Linked DNA regions of Homo sapiens: region 2 is linked to region 1. A link is a contact called in ENCODE Hi-C data. All regions are on one chromosome and are shown on one strand. The core of a region is the stretch at or near the end of the contact, and the rest is flanking DNA. Distances in the headings are between cores, read along the strand shown.

The links. A loop is a pair of places that touch in the nucleus more often than their neighbours do.
Region 2: a map of HepG2 shows a loop between it and region 1 (7-fold over the local background). The contact joins the promoter of AKAP12 here to the promoter of IYD in region 1. A Hi-C loop is called at or near these places in 1 of 168 maps with a recorded cell type or tissue (HepG2).

The regions. Positions count from the first base shown.
Region 1 is chr6:150,367,641-150,372,095 of GRCh38, forward strand. IYD (iodotyrosine deiodinase) reads left to right here and starts at 1,372. Exons shown (of 5, transcript NM_203395.3): 1 at 1,372-1,569. The coding sequence starts at 1,392.
Region 2 is chr6:151,238,498-151,242,876 of GRCh38, forward strand. AKAP12 (A-kinase anchoring protein 12) reads left to right here and starts at 1,470. Exons shown (of 5, transcript NM_005100.4): 1 at 1,470-1,562; 2 at 1,887-2,227. The coding sequence starts at 2,066. RefSeq lists enhancers at 1,273-1,782, 1,860-2,437.

The DNA of each region.
Region 1 (4,455 bases), core at 122-2,621:
ATGTCTTGGCAAAATTCATGTGTTGGAGCCCTAAGCCCCAGTACAATGGTATTTGGAGGTTGGGCCTTTGGGAGGTGAACAGGTGATGAGAGTGGAGCCCTCATTAATGAGATTAGTGGCCTTATAAGAAAAAAGATGATAGAGATGATCTGTTTCCACCATCCACTGTGTGAGGTTACAGCAAGAAGGCACCTGTTGGCAAACCAGGAGGGGAGCCCTCACCAGGAGCTGATTTGCCAGCACCTTAATTATGGACTTCTCAACCTCCAGAACTATGATAAATAAATGATAAATAAATTTCTTTCTTTCTTTCTTTCTTTCTTTCTTTCTTTCTTTCTTTCTTTCTTTCTTTTCTTTTCTTTTTCTTCTTCTTCTTCTTTCTTTCTTTTTTTTTTTTTAGAGGAACTTTCACTCTTGTCGCCCAGGCTGGAGTGCAATGGCACAATTTCGGCTCACTGCAACCTCCACCTCCTGGGTGGAGCTATTTTCCTGCCTCAGCCTCCTGAGTAGCTGTGTTTGCAGGCATGTACCACCAGGCCCAACTAATTTTTGTATTTTTAGTAGAGATGGGGTTTCATCATGTTGGCCAGGCTGGTCTCGAACTCCTGACCTCAAGTGATCTGCCCCTCTCAGCCTCCCAAAGTGCCGGGATTATAGGCATGAGCCACCATACCTGGCTGAGAAATAAATTTATATTGTTTAAGCCACCCGGTCCATAGTATTTTTGTTATTTCAGCCATAACTGACTAAGGCACTTTCTAAAACAGACAGACAAACTAACACATAAAAAGCCCTACTGAAGTAATTACATAATCAAGTTGTCACTTTAATTTTTTGTGTCACTTTTCCTGGATCAAAGTTTTTCTCTGATGCAAAACATGATATTCTCTTTACTCCATATATTGGCTCAGGTATCATAAAAAAAAAATCAAAACCCTAGGGCTGTTTTCACAAATATGCCATTTAAAATGCATGGTGCCAAACCTCTTTCCTGAACATTTTCTTCCAGCAGATCTGAGTTGGTGTGTGGAAATCTATTTAAAAAAAACAAAAACAAAAACAAGTTCTTCAGGTGATCTAGCTAGATCTAGCACATGCAAGTTCTTACTCAGATTCTGGCAATTGTTGTCTAAGAATATATCGACAGAGTACATACTTTTAAAAAGTTAATGGACTGGTGTATAACCAAAGCCACAACACCCCACACATGTGACTGTGATCTTTGCTCCTTTGCAAAGTCCTCACAGAGTTGAAGAGTTCTGCACTTTGTTCCTTCCCTGGCACACCTGTGTCTGCATTCCTTCTATCTCCCGGCATTCTCCACTCCTGTCTCTGTGTGTTTAAAAACCGGTGTGGGAAGTGTGCACGCCTGTGACGTCAGACTCCAGACCATGTATTTCCTGACTCCCATCTTGGTAGCCATTCTCTGCATTTTGGTTGTGTGGATCTTTAAAAATGCCGACAGAAGCATGGAGAAAAAGAAGGGGGAGCCTAGAACCAGGGCCGAAGCTCGCCCCTGGGTGGATGAAGACTTAAAAGACAGCAGTGACCTGCACCAAGCAGAAGAAGGTAAAGACACCAGCTATGCTGCTTAGCTTCGCTGTCGTGTTGTGTTGATGATGAGTGTGAGTCAATGGCAGGGCTTATGGAGAGGAAGAAACACACACAGGCCAGCTTCAACATCAACCTCTATTGTGCTAATGAATCAGTGCTTGGCACAGACAGGTCATCTCTCTCCAGTGATGAGCTTGTCACCTGCTGGGACCAACCCTTTTTTATTTTTGATGCCCAGTGAAAAAGCTGTTGAGAGGCTGAAGTTTTCCCTGGCTACAATTCTGTTCTGGTTGTTAAAATCTTTCTGCAGGAATTCATCCCAGGCTGGCAGTGGGCAGGGACTAAGAGGCCAGGTTTTGATCAGGAACTTTGAAATCTACCAAGTGGCATCACCTAGGAGGCTGCTACCTTTCCCTGTGCCAGGCCCTGGAAGTGAAAGCCTGGGATGGCCTCTGTCCTCAACAAACTGAATGTCCAGTTCAGCTGCCAAGATGATACACTAGAATCAGAGAGAGTAACAAAGAGACAGACCCGGTGGAACTGATTCTAAGGTGTTTAGAGTAGGCCTGGGAGTTTGACGGTGCAGTCAGGGAAAGGACAAACCAGGCTGGGAGGATGAATAGGGTACAAATAGCAAGTGCTGGGAGGCCTGTCAGGCAACAAGGAGCCAAAGGAGCAGAAGCACCTGGAGGCCTGGGGCAGGGGTAAGAGAGGAAGTGGAGAATTGAGGGTGGAGGGAGAGGGTAAGAATGGAAGTAGAGAATTGAGGGCGGGAAGGTTATGGCCACCTTGAGAAGAAGAGGTGATGAAGGAGGCAGGTAGGAAGGGAGAGAGCGTGGAGGAAGCTTGAGCCATCTGTGTTTGAGAAGCTTTGTCTGGGATGGGTTCGATTTGGAAGAGGCTCTGTGATCTTCAGCTGGGCTAATGATGCCCCCATCCCCAAACAGAGGCCACCTGGACATGTGAGTGTGTGTGAGTGTATGTGTGTGAGAGTGTGTGTTTATGAATGTGCATGTGTGTGTGCGCGTGCGTGTGTGTGTGTGCATGAGAGTGGATGTGTGTGCGCGTGCATGTGAGTGTTCATTAATGTGCATGTGTGAGTGTGTGTGCATGAGTGTGTGTGCACGAGTGGGTGAGTGTGCGTGTGAGTGTGCACGTGTGTGCATGAGTGTGTGTGAGCATGCATGAGTTTGTGTGTGCATGCATGAATGTGTGTGTGCGTGCGCATGAGTGTGTTTGTGAGAGAGTGTGTGCATGAGTGTGTGTCCTAATCTCAGGACCGGGGCGCAGGGTGTCCAGCTGGCTCTCAGTGCTAACAGCCTGTAGTGCTGACTGCACCGTACAGGAGTCTAGCCTCTCAGCAGGGCTGCCTCTTGCTCTCCTACATTGAAACCTCTTCCACTCAGAACGTCAATTCTACCCAGCGGAGAAGCACTTCCCTTAATCCAGGGAACATCTGCTGTGAAGCTGGGTAATGGTTTGTGCTGGTAAGGATGGCCTGGATGGTGGGGGCAGGTGGGAATGCAGTGGAAGGCGTGGATCAGAGTAAAGTTAATGGAAGAGCAACAGGGTTTGCTAGTAAATTGGATATTGGGAAAAGGAGGAGAGAGGGAGAGTTGGAGACTGGAAGCTATCATAAGTGGGTGAGGGAATGAGGATCCAGCTTAAAGGGGAAGATGTTGAGTTCCATCGAGGACATGTTTGATTTCAGACGACAGTGACACACCTGAGCAGAAAAGGGAGACAGCAGTCTATGTTAGGGGCCCAGGCCACAGATACTGACTGGAGAGTCACCAGTATGGGGAAGATACTTGGAACCTGGAGAAATAATGAATCCACAAAGTGGGCATTGCTAGAGAGAAGGCTGAGGATAGAACTTGAGGGACACATGCGGTTAAGAGGAACTGTGGAAGAAAAATGTACTAGAGAAAGGGAGGAGCTGTGGGAAAGGGGGCTCTGGGATCATAACAGTAACAAGCCCTTATATATTAATAGCTCTTAATGTATGCAATCACAGCCACATATTATGTGTAGTAAATCATTTCATCTTCATGACAGTACAATGAGGTAGGCACTATTAGAATCCCCATATTACAGATAAGGAAATTGAGGCCCCAATAGGGTAAGCTCAGGAAGGTGATTGCAGAGATAGGACCCAAGCCAGCTGTTTGCTGGGCTGCCTCTCCCCTGGGAGAATGACCTAGAATGGAGGAGGCAGGAGATAGCCAGCAGGGACCAACATTCTCTGAGAGACCAGAAAGAGTGTGCATCAAGGAAAGGCCACTGGATTTGAAGACCCAAGAGGTTTGAGGACACAGGAGAGCTCGGGCAGGCTGTTGAGGGTCAGGTCCTGGGGCTGGGCCTGGAGGCTGGGAACATAGAGCAGAACTGGAGGGCCTTTCTCTGGCTCTCTGCCTGATCACTTACTTTTGCAAAATGCTTTGCCTCTTCATTCTCTGTTCCCTGCCATCCTCATCCTTGTCTTATCTTTATACAGAGGAATGAACAGGACAGCCTTAGTGTCGTCCTTAGCAGCTGGGACAAAGTCTGCCCTGAGTGTGGTGTCCACAGATCTCTTGTATGGGGATTCTAATAGGGCCTACCTCATTGTATTGTCATGAAGATGAAATGATTTACTCCACATCTCTTATGTTGTTTACATAAGTGGTGCATGCCAAGGTCACACAGGTGACCAGTGAGAACCAATGCTTAAACTCAGGCTTCTCAGCCCCCCAAGTCCCTGCTCTCAGTCACAGGGTGGTTGGACATGATCTACGTGGGGATATTACTCTAGGTCCAGAAGGGATTGAGCAGGAGCTAACTGGAGAAGAGAACGGACTCCTTTACTGAAGACACATGGAGTTGGTGTTGTTGACTGCAAATAGATACCAGATTGAAACC
Region 2 (4,379 bases), core at 220-2,719, 870 kb after region 1:
CTCCTCCCCCTCCTGCCAATGGTAAAATGAGAATAATACTATCTATCCCATGGGGTTATTGTAAAGATTATTATGTAAAGTGCATTGAACAGTGCCTGGTACAGAGTAAGAATTCTAATGTTTCCTAAATAGTCAAAATTTAAGTCAAAATGGGGGAAATGTGTATAAATTCCTAAAACTAAGCATTTTGCAAATATACTGTTTCTTAAGAGATAAACTCCAGAGAAATTGGCCTTCGTGTAGTCCTTTAAATAAAAATAATTAATTCAGAAAACAGGCCCAGTGTGGTGGTTCACACCTATAATCCCAGCACTTTGAGAGGCCAAGGCAGGAGGATCGCTTGAGCTCAGGAGTTCAACACTAGCCTGGGCAACACAGCGAGACCTTGTCTCAAAAAAAGAAAAAGAAAAAAAATTAATTCAGAAAACAAATTTGATGGTGAGTAACTAACCTATGGTTCCCAGGGTACCATTCGATTCATGCAATTCATTAGGCATGAAACATCCTAGTGCTGAACTACTGCTTACACCCTTTCTACAAAATTGTACTAAATCTGAGTATGAGATATTTATCTGGAATTTGGTGTGAATATTCCGAAAGTTTCTTCCTTCTTTCTTTCTTTTTTTTTTTTGACAGAATCTTGCTCTGTCGACTAGGATGGAGTGCAGAGGCACAGTCATAGCTCACTGCAGCCTCGAATTCCTGGGCTGAAGTCATCCTTCTACCCCAGCGTCCCCAGCCTCCTGAGTAGCTAGGACTACAGGTGCACCACTGCGCCTGGCTAATTTTTTTATTTTTTGTAGAGACAAGGTCTCGCTATGTTAACCAGGCTGGTTTCTTCATTCTTAATGGAGATTCAAAGTATTTGTGAAAACTGGGGCACTCGGTTGCTAGTTACAACTGGAATAAATTTTGTCTTTCAGCCCCAAAGCCTTAATGCTTTGCGCCAAGCAATCCAGCTACAAATTTAATTTAGTTCAAATACTTATTGATTGGCTGCCATGCTCATGTAATACATATTATATTCAAGGGTCGGAAATGAAAGGATGCAAGCCACTTGTGCTGGTATTATTTAAAGTCTTCATCTTTTGAGAAAGGCTGACGGCAAAGGAACAGATCTATGCTGTCATGTGTCGGCATCGCGCGGAGCAGAGGTGGCCTGGATGGGTAACTTCCAGCACAGGCCCTCAAAGAAGGACGGGCACATTTCCGGTAACAGCCTCATTTCCCCCCGTTCCCCGGGGGAAGGGGGGCGGCTAGCACTGCTGATGGCATCGCCTGACATCACTTGTTCCGGAGGATAGGAGAGCGTGGGCCTGCGTGGCCCACCTCATCCGTGGCCTGACTGCGTTAACCTCTCGGTTCCCTGCTCTTGCCACGTGAGGTGCCCAAATATGGTCGGACTCAGGAGGAGCCAGGGAGCGCTTGCCTTTCTCCTGCTAATGGGGAGGAGGCTGGAACAAATGTTTGGAGTTAAACACAATCTGCAGGAAAGCAAATGGGGACTCGGACTCGCTCCTGGGCGAGCTGAAAGTCGGCTGCAGCAGAAGCTCCTGCCTTGGGTGATCCATCATTTAATAAACCCCAGAGAATCCAGTGTCCCCGGCAGGCTTTTTGCTCCCCTGCTCTCTTGCCTTCTGAGGCCCTGGGTCGTCCCCGCAGCTCTAGTCGCCCTGTTAGAAACGGGAGGCGCCCGAGGGCCGGGTGGGCGGCTGCCTGGACCTGGGCTGGCGCGTCGCAGCGCCTCTGGTCCCGGCAGCCTGGGGGCAGATGCTGCTGCAGGGCGTGTCTGGGGCTGTGCTCATGTGATGAAGCGAGGGAAAAACCGGGGGGAGGGGGGCGGAGGCTAAGAGGTGGCCTTTTTTTTTTTTTCCTTTTCTTTTAAGGAGTTTGCCGCGAGCGCGTCTCCTTCATTCGCAGGCTGGGCGCGTTCGCAGTCGGCTGGCGGCGAAGGAAGGCGCTCTCGGGACCTCGCGGGCGCGCGTCTTTTGGCTCTTGCCCCTGTCCCTGCGGCTTGGGGAAGGCGTAACCCGGCGGCTAGGCGCGGGAGAAGTGCGGAGGAGCCATGGGCGCCGGGAGCTCCACCGAGCAGCGCAGCCCGGAGCAGCCGCCCGAGGGGAGCTCCACGCCGGCTGAGCCCGAGCCCAGCGGCGGCGGCCCCTCGGCCGAGGCGGCGCCAGACACCACCGCGGACCCCGCCATCGCTGCCTCGGACCCCGCCACCAAGGTACGGGCGTGCCGGGCCACCTGCGCCGGGAGGCGCGGGTCTTTGGGGGTGGGGGTGGGGGTGGGGGGGTCCCTCCGATTTCCGCCGAGAGAACTTCCCAGCCCATCCAGCCGCATCTGCAAACTCAGGAGTGCGAACCCCTCTTTGGAGGCTTTTCAGGGTCTTTCGCGCCGGGGCGGGGCCAGAGCAGCGGCGAGCGCGGCGGGGGGCTTGCATCTTTGTCGCGGGTCTCCAGGGGAGGCGACTGCGCCATGCGCAATAATAAAACCCGCGCCCTGCCCACGGCGGCTGAGCCTTTCTGCGCACTCTTCCGGTGGGAGCCATGCAGCCCGAGGCGGAGGAGCTGCGCGGAGGGGGATCCGTGGAGAATGGACCCCGGGCCGGGCCTCCGGAGCTCCGAGATGCGGAAAGTCAGCTGTGAGGCCAGGACTCGTGGTGGAGCCCGCCGGGGAGCCCAGCCACCCTCGGGTTCCCCGTCGCGTACCGCCCTGGATGCCAGCGGTGCCTGGAGCGAGCGGGTTTGGTACCCAGTCCTCCTGCGGCAGCGGCCCGAGCAGGCACCGCCTTCCCGAGGCAGAGAAAGCCTGGGGTGTAGCTCGCTCAGAGCCAGGAAAAACCTGGGCAGGCGCTGCGTTTCCAGAAGGAATGACAGGTTTCGCAAACCAGCCAGCGCCCTCGCGTTCGCTCAGCGCTTTGCCTGCAGACTCAGTTGGCCAAACACACGCTAGAGTGGCTAGAAGTTCTCAAAGGATGGGGTCAGTGTAACGAGCATTCCGGGTACTCTTCCCTGGACGCAGTGCTGAAACGACTGCATTTTATCGGCTTCAGTCTTCAAGGCTGGAATATTTCTTGTGGGCCAGGACAGCCGCCAAGACTGTGGCTTGTTCTGGTCGTGGTATTTTAGATCTATTTTCCAGCGCATGTGTTCATTAGCAAGGCTTCACTCTACTGATTTTGTGATACCCTTGTATCACAAAGGTACCCTTGTGATACCTTGTAGAAAGATGTGGATAACCATGTTTAATAGTTAAATTTGCGGTATGTCAAATTTGAGGATAGAGTACGTGAGTTATCGCAGGAGGTGTAGATGTTTACAATATGCAAAAAAAAAAAAAAAAAGGAACCTACAACCATGACCTAATTGCCTTGACCTCCTTAGCTGCCCTAGTCTCTTTTGGGCTGAGAGACTGCTGTTAATAATATAGTTTTTACCGCCAGTCTTTGATTCATAACTACTTGTAAAATCCATGGTCCCTAGATATTAAGTACTAACTGTGTCTCTGTGCTATGTAGGTTTTTCTAAGAGATGCTTAAGCTTCTGGCCTGAGGAATGTACTGTCCTTTTGAGATTCAAGTCGCATTTTAATACTTACTGTATGCACATAATGTTTTGATGCCAGCTACTGTCAAAGTGGCTCTGTAACCAGTGGTCAGAGTCTAGCGATGAAAATAATTTTAAGGTATAATTGCTAAAAACTTGCAGTTGGGTGACATTCCCCCCACCGCCCCGGCTTTTATACTCCTTCAGATCTTACTAACTGTTCACCCTGAAATATGGGATTTAATCCCTTCCCAGTAAACTTGAATTTGTTTATTTAAAAATATTCCTTCCATTCTCTTTTTCCGTCTTCCATAACCTTATCCTTTTCCTCTTTCCAAGTTGCCAACCGTCTTGAAGCAACCAAACAACCTCCTTTTAAAAAATCACTTAAATGACATCCAGAATATCATTGAACTTGTTGGCATAATGCCCAGTTATCAATTTGGAGACAAATCAGTGCACTTACATGTATCCTTGGAATGTATTTAGTTTTCATTTGAACTAGCCAAATTTATCACTCAGGCTTTGAACACAAATGTCTTTTCAAAAGGACTCCCCAATTAAGAATGACTCAGCACCATGGCCCTTGCCTCCCCTCTTCTTGTTAAGCTCCAATTCCTGACCTCCAAGTAATCCCATCTCCCACTCTAGGCTCCGTGGCACCATGGACCCGTCCCAGCAGTTTTCACATGTGTGGGTTTAGTGTTCTTGCTGTTGTGAATACTTCGCAGGGGCAGGGAACACGCCTGGTTGTGCCGACCAACGGTGTTCCTTCATGCGTGCCATGTTGCCTGGCACAGAGGCAGCTCTCAGGAATACTTGTGGAAAGAG